Linked DNA regions of Homo sapiens: region 2 is linked to region 1. The links are chromatin contacts, found by Hi-C in ENCODE. All regions are on one chromosome and are shown on one strand. The core of a region is the stretch at or near the end of the contact, and the rest is flanking DNA. Distances in the headings are between cores, read along the strand shown. Region 1 has its middle 32 kb from the start of SLC1A3. Region 2 overlaps SLC1A3 (solute carrier family 1 member 3).

Evidence for each region. Hi-C counts contacts between places; a loop is a spot of excess contacts on that map. Pooled maps may share reads with other maps.
Region 2: a loop to region 1 is called in a map with no recorded cell type, with 8 times the contacts of the local background. The contact joins two enhancer-like sites. A Hi-C loop is called at or near these places in 1 of 168 maps with a recorded cell type or tissue (mammary epithelial cell), 1 of 37 single-sample maps with no recorded cell type and 4 of 50 pooled maps.

What each region holds. Positions count from the first base shown.
Region 1 is chr5:36,571,265-36,578,463 of GRCh38, reverse strand. No RefSeq gene overlaps it. Among named protein-coding and RNA genes, the nearest start is that of SLC1A3, 32 kb to the left of the region's middle. Within about 2 kb of position 2,928, at least 2 of the 41 ENCODE cell types and tissues checked have a DNase peak (open chromatin) inside an H3K27ac peak, as active enhancers do.
Region 2 is chr5:36,681,612-36,688,810 of GRCh38, reverse strand. SLC1A3 (solute carrier family 1 member 3) reads right to left here. Exons shown (of 10, transcript NM_004172.5): 9 at 4,813-4,947; 10 at 477-2,746. The coding sequence ends at 2,542. The region is part of intron 1 of SLC1A3-AS1 (SLC1A3 antisense RNA 1); the gene reads left to right. Among named protein-coding and RNA genes, the nearest start is that of SLC1A3-AS1, 40 kb to the left of the region's middle. Within about 2 kb of position 4,533, at least 10 of the 41 ENCODE cell types and tissues checked have a DNase peak (open chromatin) inside an H3K27ac peak, as active enhancers do.

The DNA.
Region 1 (7,199 bases), core at 1,679-4,178:
ATTATTTTACTTTTATTCTTTTTAATGTTCAGCTATTAATATAATTTTTTTAAAAAATATGCTAACGAACTCAGATGCATTATTTTAACTTCTAAAGAAAATTTCAGCTTAAAAAATTATTTTTAATAAGAATAATTCACAAATTCTCCAAGAAAATAACACCAATTTGTTGATCACTGAATATTTTTATAAATACTATATAATTTTAATTATATGTTTTAAGTTTTTATTTTGATGCAATTTCAAATTCATAGAAAATTTGCAAGAAACCGAGTGCGGTGGCTCATGCCTGTAATCCCAGCATTTTGGGAGGCCGAGGCAGGTGGATCATGAGGTCAGGAGTTCGAGACCAGCCTGACCAACACAGTGAAACCTCGTCTCTATTAGAAATACAAAAATTAGCCGGGCTTGGTGGCGGGCACCTGTAATCCCAGCTATTCAGGAGGCTGAGGCAAGAGAATCACTTGAACCCAGGAGGCGGAGGTTGCAGTGAGCTGGGATCATGCCACTGCACTCCAGCCTGGGCGACAGAGTGAGACTCTGTCTCAAAAGAAAAAAAAAAAAAAAAGAAGAAGAAGAAAAGTTGCAAGAGTTTTACAAGGAGCTCCAGTATGCCCTTACCAGCTCCCATTTTGCTTCCATGTGCTTTAGTATTCTCCTCTCTGTCTCTGTCTCCACTCATCCCCCATTCCCTGTCTGTCTGCCTCTGTCTCTTTCTGTCTCATATCCATGTGTGTATTTATTTAAAATATTATTTTTCTGAACCATCTGAATGTAGGTTCAAGACATCATTCCCCCTTTCTGCTAAATCATTTGGTGTGGATTTTCTGAAAATAAGGATATTAAATTCAGGAAACTTAACATTGTTAAGTTCCTATAACACTGTTTTCTAATCCATAGTCCCTATGTAAATTTCATTTCTTGTCCTAATAATGTCCCTTATAGCTATTTTTTTTTCTGGTTCATGATCCAATCCAGTATCACATGTAGCAATAGTTGTCAGGTCTCTTGGGCTTCCTTTAATCTGAAACAGTTCCTTAACTTTTCCTTGTCTTATTTAACCTTGACATTTTTTTTTTAAGAGAACAAGGCTGTTTGTTTTGTAGAATGTCCCTCAATTTGGGTATGATTAGTTTCGGGCTATGTATTTTTGGCAGGAATAAAGCGATATATCCTTCTCAGTATATCATATCTGGAGGCATACCATGTTGATTTGTCTCAATATTAGTGATATTGACTTAGATCATATGGATAAGATGGTGTCCACCAGAACTCTCCCTTATAAGGTGGAGATATTTTAGTGAAAATTACTCAAAGATCATGTGAATCAAATTTTTACCCACTATAGTTAACATTAGTTGATTTTATCAGTTGTCCTAGATTTGGCCAGAGGGAGCTCCTTCAAGTTGCCTTTTTGTCCTTTTGATATGCTTTCTTATTCTTTAAGCACTTTCTTGCTTTTCAGCATGAGATACCACAGGATCATCTTGTATTCCTTCTCTCCATGGAAACCTGGCTTTTGGCTAACAATGGTGTTTATAAACCACAAACGGATACTAGATATGCTTATTGTTACATGTGTGTCATTGCTTAAGGCTTTCTCAGTGCTATGTGTGTTTGGACATGTGTGGATGTCTCTACAAAAAATTTTTAAAAAAATCAGCTGGGCATGGTGGTGTGTGCCTGTAGCCCCAGCTGCTCAAGAGGTTGAGGCAGAAGGATCGCCTGACCCCAGGAGTTCAAGGCTGCAGTGAGCTATGCATTCACTCCTTGACATTGTCTTACAGGTTCCTAAAGTTTTGTACATCTTATTTCAATGTTTTCCTCTTTCTTTTTATATTGGATAATTTCAATGGGTCCATTATTAAATTTATTGACATTTTCTTCAAATTCCATATCTGATTCCTCAAACTGGCACTTTCTGCTTGAGTTTTAGTTATCTTAGACTTGTGTCAACTGGGGCAAACTCTCAGACAAAAAGCTATATAAACATGATTTTTTTTTTTGAGACAGAATCTTGCTATGTTGCCCAGGCTGGAGTGCAATGGTATGATCTCAGCTTACTGCAACCTCTGCCTCCCAGCTTCAAGCAATTCTCCTGCCTCAGCCTCCTGAGTAGCTGAGATTACAGACATGTGCCACCACATCTGGCTAATTTTTGTATTTTTTGTAGAGACGGGGTTTTGCCACGTTGGCCAGGCTGGTCTTGAACTCCTGACCTCATGATCCATCCGCCTCAGCCTCCCAAAGTTCTGGGATTACAGGCGTAAGCCATCGTGCCCGACCTACAAATTTTATCCAGTGCAGTTCCCTGATTTGAAACACTGACTCTCCTCCAGTTTCTGCTTCTTTTATTGCTCTCCAGAACCTTCAGATGATGATTTAAAAAAAAAAAATTTTCAGCACGATCTACAGAAAAGTTAGTCAATACAAGCTACTTTGCCAATACCAGACATGGAAGTGTCAATACAAATATTAGTCCTTAATTTTTCTAATAAGAAAAAATGTGTAATTTATATCTAAATAAAAATAGGCTTGGTTAATAACTGAAGTGATAGAATAGTAAGTTGTAAAAATAAATAAATTCTCACAATTTAAAATATTTTTATAAATATTTGAGTTATAGTTGACAAACTTGCCTTAAAATATCTCATGTGTTATCATGAGCCTATTTGTACACCACTAGAATATAGCTCATGCCATGAACAATATTCCTCAAGGAAACAATAGCTACTGAACTGTTCTACTTCCTGTTTAATGAAACAATCACATACTTGAATGCTGACTGTGCTAAGTTGCTATTAAGGTTTCTAAATGTACATTCTGTATTTCTGTATTTAGCTCATGGCAATTCAGCCGCAAATACCTCACAGACTGGCACCAGTTTGTGAAACGCACTGTGAATAGTGTTAATATATGGGGCATTTCCCCTCTGGCTTTCTATGCTAAGTCTCACCCTTCCCCATCCAGTTGTATTCTTCATTTTTTTCTACCCTGCTCTGTACTCAAGACGCTGACATGCACTGACCGTGATCCCCTGCCTTCTGGCATCCTGTTGCATTTGGCCAACAGAAATAATCAGCAGGAGATAGAAAGGCAGAAGAGTGAGGTTGGAATGTTTATTCCTACAGCTTTTCTTAACAGGTCATGGAGGGTGAGTTGTGTCCCTGCTCCTCTACTATAAGTCACAGCTCCTGTCAGGTAGCCCTCTCCTTATGCCTACCCTCTTTAGGTACTGATCTACTTTGTCCCCTTGCCCTTCAGTCCCATAGAGGGTGATGGCCCTCCTTTGTTACTAGTATGGTATTGCATTTCCCTCCCCACCCCCTGCCACATCTTTAAATTGTGCTTTTATTAACTATCTTCAGTATATACATGTGCCATCTCTTTACTGTCAGGACTCTGACTGAGACATTCTCCTTGGCTAGGATTTGGGTCTGGGTTGTAAGAGTGAACAATTTGCACAAAACCAAAGAGCTTTCTAGAAGAAATAGAATGGAGACACCAATACCCTCTGTTTTGCAGATTAACATGAAGAGATTATATCTGATGAATTGAGGTGGCTCAGATTGAGGGTCAACTGGTAGATGTGTACATTCACTATGAGAGAAAGGAACCAAGGCCAGATCATCAAGGAAAGAGCTGGCTGGGAGCTCAGGATGTGGCCGAGGCTGTAAGGTTCCTCCTGATGGACCCTTCCTGGCACTGTGGACATACATCTGGAAAACATCTGTGTGTGATTGTTCAGAATGAGCCAGGTAACTAGAAAATGTGCCTTTGTTGTGTAGTGACTGTTGTTGACTTTTACATGTCTTTTTTTTTTTTTTTAATTCACCTTAAGAAACTCCTGCCAAACCAGTAGCATTGATGTGAATTGGTGCCCAGGTCCCTTTCTTTAGTGACGGGTGGCCAGCACAAGTATGATAAATCACCACTGTTCTTGCAGCAGTGACCAAAGATTGAATCTCACTATCAAACTACCTGCTTTCCACAAGCACTTTACCAGCAGCAACTGCACTAGAGCCTGGCATTCTTCAGTGAATGAACTCCTCATATTTCCCAGTTTTCTTCCATCATGGGGTAATAACCAGGACTGCTGCCTTCAGCAAAGCAAGCCTCTTTGCATTCTTTCTTTTAGTATGGGAGGTGAGATACCCCAAAGAGGGAGGCAATACATTTTCACAATAGAAGAGTAGAGCTCAGAGTTATTTAATGTAAATATTTTAAAAAGACTCAGCATTATTTTATACCCCATGTTGGCAAATCACAAAAACAGCTATAAGGTATATCTAAAGTGGTAGGTAACTGAGTCAATGATAACACTAGAATTATAGTCTGTATTATGTTCTTTATAGATATTGGTGCTTTTAGGGCAGAAAGTTTGGTTGAGAAAAGTACATTTACTAAGTAGATAAAATTCCTACCTCATGTGTATAAGACTGATTCCTAAGAAGATGGAATTTTAGAATATCCTATTTCTTACTATATAAACTTGGGCTTGGTTAGATGTTAAGACCAATAGTAGCATGTTTGTGTGGAGAGAGGTCAACAAAGAACTAATCTAACTGGTTAAATTTACCAAGAGTTATTGTTTTTGTGATCTCTTTTTACTATGTTTGGGCCAGTGTGTGTGTGTGTGAGCATGTGTGTTTTCTTCAGCATGTTGTTTTTGAAATGTATATCTGCCCTTAGAGAGTTCTGTGATGAGAATATTTGAAAACCTCTTTAAAAACCTCTGAAGTCCTTTAAGTGCAGTCACCTGTTGATATGTGGTCAAAACATAATTCACAACGAAACATTCATTCTTTGGGATTAGTCCACATCCATCAGGCAAAAGCTTGTCTAGTCAGATGCCTTTTTCAGAGGCCATGGTGGGTAGTCTTGCTGTCTGTATTGTTTTAAGATGACTCATATCAAGGGTTAAATTCCTTGGTTTTTGCTGGTGTCACGTGGCCAAACATTTGCTGGGTATGGAGTTTTTCTCTCTTCATCCACCAACAAAAGCCTCAAGGTCTATTCTTTTCTTCCTCCCACGTTGGGACTCACCTCTTCTTTACTCCTCCATTCCCATCATTGTTCTCTTCCACTTCCTCTCACTTCACTCATGTGCTGCCTGCCTTGAAGAGGAGGCAATGGAAGAATTTCAGTTAATATCTTCCTGTAAAAATCTTAGTTGAATAAGCAAAAAGTGTACAGTCTGGTGGAGAAGATACCTAATTAGAGATGACAATGTTTGAGACATATGCTCTAATTAAAGTGAGCCCACAATGCTATAGGATGTATGGGAGAAAGCTCACCTTGGGAAGGTCCAAGAAGGTTTTCTATGTTAGAAGATACTTTTCTGAATTAGAAGATACTTTTAGAAGATACTTTTCCATATTAGAAAATACTCTTAAAAGTATAACTTGAAAGAAAGGTAAGCAGAGGTGAAATCATGAAAGAATTTGAATGACATGCTAAGGAGTTTTGGGGAGTCCTAGAATACTTTAAAGTGGCCTGTTAAGCTTCGTGTCTTTGGAAGCTCTCTCTAGTGGCATTTGGGAGGATGAACTGTAGACAGAAGATCTAATTGGACACAAATGAATCAGAACAGGTGAGAAATTGTGAGCACCTAAAAGTGGGTCAATGAGTTTGTATAAGAGGAGAGAGAATCAAGAGGCATTTTAGCATTTAGACTCCATGGTACTTGGTGACCAATTGGATGGGCAGGTGGAATAGGGATGGTGAGGAGTCAGCGGTAGGTCCTCCAGGTTTGAGGGACTGATGGATAGTAGAGGCACTGGCCAAAAGAAGGAATGTAGGTATAGAAGCAAGTGTGTTTGGGGGAGGGTGAGTGGATAAGAGATAATGAGTTTATTTTTGAACATATTGGATTTGAGGTGTCTATGGAGAGATAATAATCAGATGTCTTAAGGATGTAAAAAAAAAAAGGTTTTCATTTCTCATTCTTAAAACTGGTAATATTCAGTAACTTTCAAGTTAATATTCAGTAACTTTTTATATTTTTTCCATCATACTAACATTGTTATAATTTTTTTTTCTTAATCTATTCGGCCACACAAAAACATAGTTCCAACTCCTTTGCATGCCAAGTTTGTGAGTTGTTTTTGCATCATCACTATTATTGGATTAGAAATATATTTTACCTTAAAATATAAACTTAAGTTTGGTTGCATTATTGTTCGACATTTCAGAACAAAACACTTTTTATATACACATCTCATTTTTCTCTATACAACAGTGCTAACAGTAGGTTATCAGATGAGGAAACTGAGGCTCAAGTATAATAGGCAAGTACTTAGGCTTGTGCAGAGAGGGGTCAAAAGACTAACATTTGAGAAGCTGGCCTGCAATGGGTCTGCAGAATAAGCAGAACCAGAAGTGGGTGTCAGAGCTGGGATAAGAAGGAAGAAACTGTGTGTTGACATGGGAGAGTCAATAGGGCCTCCAGCAAGCAGCAGAAGCAGCAGAATATTGCCCGAGGCTAGACCTCTTCTACCTGTGTGGAAAAGAGTGGCACCCGGCCCATTTCAAGATCCTCTGGGCACTTCGCATTCAATTCCATACATTAAGAACATCTACTATGTGCTTGGCACAAGGCCAGGAACTGGGGGTATAAAGAATAAGTTAGTTCTTCCTCTCCAGGGGCTGGGAATGGCAGATATATAAACAATTGACTATACACAATTGATGAGTTCTAAAACAGAGTAAAGAATAAGATACCTTGGAGATAGGGAAGAGGGAGTAGTTAATATTATGTAAGAGTGAAGTAAAGAGAAGATGAAGAAAGAAGTTACATTTGAGCTGAACCTTGGAAAGACTGGTGAGACATTTCCCAGGAGGAGAGGAGGACAAAGATGTTCCAAGTACAGTGAAAAAACGGCAAAAACTTGGAAGTATACCAGCTTCTGGGGTGGATATAGGTTGATGTAAAACATACTGCAAAGGATAGAATAGCTCATGGAAAAAGACCCAGATAGAAAGGTGGACATTTTACTACCAACTCAAGGCAAACTATTCAAAAGCAAGTCAGGGAGGATGGGAGAAGGAAGGAAACCCACAGACCACCTCTCTCTATGGTATAATCAGCTTGATGGCTGACACTTGTATGGCCCTAGAGACTTTAATAATCTTTATGTCCCAAAGATTCTGGGAGGGTCGGGAGATTGGACATGCATGGGAAAGTTTGGTTGTGAATA
Region 2 (7,199 bases), core at 3,284-5,783, 110 kb before region 1:
TCCGTAAGCTGTTCTTAATGAATAGAGCACCAGCACAATGGCTGTTTCTGGAAATCCCTTGAGATCTTAGTTAGCTCTTTTCACAAATGGTGGTAATAATCACAGAGATAAATCTACCTAATTTGGAGGTCAGACAGGAAGTTACTTTTTCGGAAGGGCCCATGGTGGTATCACACTTTTCTAATCCCGACATGGAAATGATTCAATTCATCTGAGAAATTTGAATCTGACATGGACAAGGAAGTATGGCCTGCTACAGCAAAGTGCTCCGCTCACCTCCTCCTGTTTCCAGCTCCAGTTCTTGGAGTTGAGCAGGAGAGCATGTCCTTACTTATTTTCTTGTGGCTGGCTCTGCCAAGATTTTACCTTGCTGCATGGGATCCTTCCAGAGACTGCCCTGAGCTTATTGTAATATTTCCATGAATGGAAAATGTATTTTTCTTTGAGGAGAAGAATAACAACAACGTGCAAAGATGTTAATGTAAAACTATTTTTTTCTTTATTGAAAATACATCTACAAAGTAATGCTTCCCAGTCCACACTGAGTGCATGTGTATGCAGAGCCTGTGATGGCTTGGCGAGAGGATGGGCTCCCCACAGGACCTTTCCATAAGAAATGGTTAGTATATTAAAAAACACATATTGTGTAACAGAATTAAGTTGATATGATTAAGTCTTTGCTCTACTAGTGTCTTAAGAGGACAGCCACGTACTTTAACATTTGTAGTGTATTTCCGAAATAGAGCCTCGACATTAAATGGTTACTGCACCACAGCCTAATGTTAACTTTTATGCACAGAATGCTTGGGGTCTATATAAAAATATCTCTAATTGTATATCAGAGGATCTATGTCTAGATTTTTCAGTTTGTTAGCATAATTAAGTCCATTCTTCACCATTTTCAGCCAGAAACTCAAACACAGCTGCTACTGCCTGACAGCTCCCACTCAGCGTCTTTGACTGGATATTCCTTAGGGGGTAAAAATTAATCTCTAAACCTGGGAGCTGCCTTGCCTGAAACTAATGCCCCTGCTGTTTTTTTCTCATAACCTCATTGACAGTGTCTTCATACTGATTCATCTTCTACCATTTCTCTTATGGACACAAACAAAACAAAAGCAAACCCCACTCCAGCTGAAAGTTTTGAATGATTTGATAAGTGGGATTCCAAAACAAATAAATATTTTGTTTCCCTCATTCTAAGGACTTTTGATTAAAGAAAAACACTTTCAAATAAGAAATACCCACTCAACTCATGGACTTCTATTAGAGAGCTCATTCATTTGACTTCTTTCAAATATATAAGTCGTCTTATGTTTTGGTAAGCAGACTTCACGGGGGGAATGATTTTGGACTCGAGAAAAAGTGTTTCAGGTGAAAAAAAAAGCCAGAAAAATGAACCTCTTCTTTTTTATTCTTCCTTAAAGAAGACCTGTACTCTTGGTGTTTTCAAATCCTTTGTTTGTAATGTTGCCTGTGCTCAACTCTTTCCTAGCTCTTTAGTGTTCCACAGTGTGACCACAAGCACCCTTGCTAGCTGCTAGTCTTCTCATCTGTTTTCGAAGTCTATCATCAGTTGAGGAGTGGCAGGAGACATTCTTCCCAGAGTAGGAAAGAAGGGAATACTTCCCCCATTGGGATGAACTGGGCAAAGAGTTTGATGAATAATCCCACTCCTGGAATGGCCTCCTGCCTGGCGACTTGCATAACCTGCACTTTGCTCACAGGACCTGGTGACCACCACACACAGCCATCCTGTCCTTAGTTAGAAATGTTCACTCCCATTGAAGTGTCTTTTCTGAAGGCCTCGTGCTCCATGGATGGTACAGGGTGTTCTGAGGGGAAACAGAGGGCAGGTGCTTTCATGACATCACAGGATGTCTGGGCTGGAAGAGACCATGAAGACTTCTAGGGAAGTCCCTCATTTTATAGATGAGGACACTGAGGCCTAGAGGTGAGATGGGACTTGCTCAAGGCCACATGGAAACTTTGCCTTCTGTCTGTCCTCACAGCTGTGCTAGATGTATATGTGCACCTAGCTACTAATGAAATAGGTATACCAGTCAGAAGAGAAAGGGATAAAATCTTACTGTCCAACTGATAACCGGTTGTAATTCAAGTTGTTAACATTTTGAAACTAAAACTGAATTGTATTCTGAAAGATTTTTAAATTTCAAAAGTTGATTTTAAAATGTTTTTAGCCTACTATTTGTCTCTTTAACTTATATAAAAAAATCACATTTATAGGATTGTGTGCCACATAAACTTGTAAGATCTGATCAACACTATTTGTGATCTTGGTACCTTATTCGGTAAGACTAACATGAAATGATTTAAAAATTTCAATTGTGGGATGAAAATTGTACACTTTGGCCACCCAAAATCCTCCCTTGTGTTTTGGAGGACTATTTTCCAGTCTTATCAGAAGGGAGGAAAGGGAAGATGACGGGCTTGCTGGAGCGAATGAGCTGTAATGAGATGGAAAGATTTTATAATGGTTTTTAACACCTGGTGCTCAAGAAAGTGTTTCTTTATGTTAGTCTACATCTTGGTTTCACTGTCGATGGGTTTCTCAGTTTCATTGTCCTGTGCAATCAGTTGATATGGTTTCTTCATTTCATTCTCTTCAATCACTGAGTTACCCATTTCAACATCTCTGTTCTTCAGTTCATGTCGTGACAAGTGCTCCACAATCCCAGCTCCCAGGGAGTCTCCCAGTACGTTGGTGGTGGTCCGGAGGCGATCCCTGCAGGCAGGGTGGGGAGGAGGGAAAAACGAGGCTCCCGTGAGCATCACAAGTTTTCAACTTACGTTAGGAACTGGCCAGCGAAGCACCTCTTAACATTCAGTTCGCCGTATCTACCAACTGCAAGATTACGTAATAGACACATAATATTCATAATAGTAGCTATTAAAGGTTATAAGGCCATATAGATGATGAATGTTCAGTTATTAGTTTGACTGAAGTGAGAGTCCCAACAGTGGGGAACGAGCCTTCTCTTTAAGCCATTCTCATAATAATACTAAGATGTCATTTGTCCCTCTCAGTCTCATTTTCTCATGAATGTATAGTGGAGTTTTGCAAAGACTACATGATGTGTGATGTCACAACTCACTGAAGCAGTTGTGAAACTGCAGAAACAGGAAACTCCAACTGTCTTGTATTAAGCCAGACATTAAGAAAACTTGCAAAACATAAAATAGTACCATTCTTTTCACTAAATATTGGGGTCGAGGCCGGGCACCGTGGCTCACACCTGTAATCTCAGCACTTTGGGAGGCCAAGGCAGGTGGTTCACCTGAGGTCAGGAGTTCGAGACCAGCCTGGCCAACATGGTGAAACCCGTCTCTACTAAAAATACAAAAATTAGCCAGGCGTGGTGGCGGGCGCCTCTAATCCCAGCTACTCAGGAGGCTGAGGCAGGAGAATCACTTGAACCCAGGAGGCGGAGGTTGCAGTGAGCCAAGACTGTGCCATTGCACTCTAGCCTGGGCAACAGGAATGGAACTCCATCTCAAAACAAGTAAATAAATAAAATAAATTTTGGGGTCGAAATGGTTGTTTTTTGCAAAAAAATGCTATTTATGTTAGCATATATAACCTTTTTGTTTAAAGATGATAATAAATTCATTCCATTATTTTATTTTATGAATTATTATCACCTTTAAATAAAACATGTAATAAATTAACAAGTGGAAATTTATAAGTGTGTCTAATATGATAAATATGAATAGATACAACCCATATAGATCAAATGCTGTTTCAGTTCTCAATAATTTTGAAGTGTAAAGATCAAAGACTGTGGAGAACTGTAGCTTTATATGAGAGTGCTCATGTTAACTGATGCTGACTGTGGGCCAGACAGTAGGCTGCATGCTTTCTAGGCATCATTGCACTGAATCTTGCAGTACCCCTAGGAGGTAGAGGACACGGGCACCCTCATTTTACAGAGGTAGAAACTAGGGTGGTTGGGTAATCTGCCCGGTCTCACACAAGGTCAGGACACAAACACAGGTCCAAGTAACTGGGGAGTGAATCCTCTCGCCCAGTCTGGGGTTTCACGCACACTGTCAAGCTCTTTTCATGTTGCAGTTCTAGTGAACATATGTTGTGTTAACTCCAACACGTACTCTGTTCTAGGCTTTGCTTTGGGCATCCTGGGGAAAGATTTTCAAAAGTGGAAGGAAATTTTTAAGAGAAAAGGCACAGAGAATGCCAGCTGGAAGAGCGAGGGAAGGGGGCGAAGGGATGGGCCTGTAGAGGTTAGAGTTTGAGAATGTGGAGGGCACATTTCTTGTAACTTTCCCTAGATCCGAAACTCAATTCCACTTAATGACACTAGCTCTCTTCCCAGTGTCGGCATAGCTCAGCCTCACCCTATTGGGCTAGGATGGGAAAATCATTCCCACTGGAATGGGAAGCACACAGAGGCAGGGCCTAAGCTGGCATGTGGGGCCTGCAGCTTTGTTCCAGCTGCTGTGGTGTCATGTTGTGCAACTCAGAAACAGCCTTGCTGATTTATGTTGCCTTTGCAGACAGCGGGTTTCCCAATTCCTGAATGGCTTTATGGAGTGAGATGTGTGGCAGCCAGATGTGCCCCTTAGGCTGACAGGGGAGTGAGTGCACATGGCATCTGGGGCTCGGTCTCCAGATAAGGACCAGGGGTCAGACAATAAGGACAATTTAACTATGGGCCGAGAGGCCCCTCTCCTCAGAGTTCTTTCTGTAGATGTGCCAGGCTGCCTGGTGCCCTAGAGTGACAGAGGGGGACCCTGTGACAGTGAGCTGGAATGCAGGCCAAGCATACTCACAGGAACCAGTCCACCGCGATGATGAGCGTGATGTCGTCAGTGGGCAGGCCGACAGATGTCAGCACAATGACCATAGTGACCAGGCCCGCCTGAGGAATTCCAGCTGCCCCAATACTGGCAGCTGTGGCTGTGATGCTGTTAACAGAAGTACCAGAACAGAAAACACTTTTACAAAGCTCCCCACGTAGAGCATATACGCTGCAAAATACGCACGGTGCCGATGCCTGACTTGCCATGTAACACAAGAGGACGCGCTTCAGAAAAAACGTAAATGAGATTTTTTTTTTTTTTGAAACAGTATCTCACTCTGTTGCCCAGGCTGGAGTGCAGTGGTGCAAACTAGGCTCACTGAAACCTCTTCCTCCTGGGTTCAAGTGATTCTCGTGCCTCAGTCCCCTGAGTAGCTGGGAATACAGCTTCATGCCCCCACACTCGACTAATATTCGTGTTTTTAGTAGAGCAGGATTTCACCATGTTAGCCAGGTTAGTCTCGAACTCTTGACCTCAAGTGATCCACCCACCTTGGCCTCCCAAAGTGCTGGGATTACCGGCATGAGCCATCATGCCTGGCCCGTAAATGAGATTAAAAAAAAAAAAATTGAACTAATCATCATGCTAACTAATATTTATCATGTGCTTACTATGTGTCTTCTGATATACTAAGCATGGTTTATCTAATTTGGTCCTCGTACAATGACCCTTGTGAAGTTGGACCTATTATTCTAGTCGTTTTTAAATAAACTGGCAGCTATACACTTTTAAACATCCCTGAAAGTATTTTGTAAGGCAAAGTCTAAAATGCTGTAGAGTTACAATAATAATTTGTTTCTAGTAATTCCCCTATCCAAGTGGAGGGTTGTAAAGTTACTGAACATTCATGATTAATGTTGTCAAAAGAATCAAATTTGGTTTCTTAGTTTGGTTTGCTTAGTTAATTCAAAAGCAAAATGATTTATGAACAAAGTTTTATAGTATTAGAAATACTTTTTATGAAGGCAGTGTAGACCTGGCTTGCAAAGCAAATGTTTTATAAATAGTAAAGTATTATCTGGTTATAAGTGGTATTAATAAAGTATTAAGTCTGTCACAGAAAGTATTCATGGTCCCCATACTGGTCCCCTTCTAAGATACTGGGACTTTTAGCTGGTATATGGCTCCCCAGAATGAAGACTACACTTCCCAACCTCCCTTGAAGCTTAGATTAAGTTCTGGCCAGTCAGACATGCATGGAGGTACTGAGCAACTTGCAGGGTATACCATCTCCCCACTTCCGACTGACTAAAATCTGGGGGTGGTGAGTCATCCCGGACCACCTGGATAATGATAATACCCTAGAGACTTAGTCTCTTATACCACAGAGCACCTATCAATCAGCCTTGAAGGCTTTGTGGAGCAGAGCTGTGCTGCATGAAAGAGAAATATATTTCTATCTTGCTTGTCACTGTTACTGTTATTTTTAACTCTGTCACCTTTTTTTTTTAATAACCCAGAGCCTTTCAATCAATATGCCAAAGTATAGGTTACAGGTGAGCTGAGATAATGATCTCCTAAGTCCCATTATAACTACTTTGGGCCTGAGGTTCCCAGAACCCCCAGGTCAGTCATTGACCTCTGGCCCTGATCAGCCTTTTCCTTTTTACTCCGATGCATCCTACTACAACTATTATCATTTTCTACTAACACAAAACATATACACAGAGTCTAACAACTTATTTCTAAATAAACATAACAACAAATGTGTGGTGACTGATTAGATGAAAAGAAACTAAGACACCAAATGTAGGCCATAAATGTGGATTTGAACTTGGTCTGGAAGTAAAATCTGTAAAAGACATGTTTTGGGGGACAACTGTGGAAATTTGAATATAGATTGGATATTCTGGAAGTATGTTTAAGATTCTTACTATTGTGGTTATGTAGAAAAATATCCTTATTCTTAGGAGATGCATGCTGAATTTTGTACAGGTGAAATGTCATAATGGCAGAGAAAGAGAAAGAAGAAGCAAAAATGGCAAAACGTTTGCAATTTTTCCATCTGGTAGAGGATGGTTGGTATAATATTGTTTCAACTTCCCTATATGTAGGGCATTTCACAACAAAATGTTGAGTGATAAAAATCCCCCCAAATCTGACTTAGTTTGCTCTCCAAAATGTACTTTTAATAACAATTTAAAAAAAACCCCACAACAATGAAGAGCAGAGGCTGATCTGGATAGTGAGGCTTAAAGTGTCCCATTGCCATTAGACTCATGGGTCCCTTGTGCAAAATAACTTTTAATAAGCAAAAAGGAGGGATTATATTTGCACATGCACATGCGTATGCCTGGCGTATCTCTGGAAGGATGCAGAAGAAACTTGCAGGTAACACTGGTTGCCTCTGCAGAAGG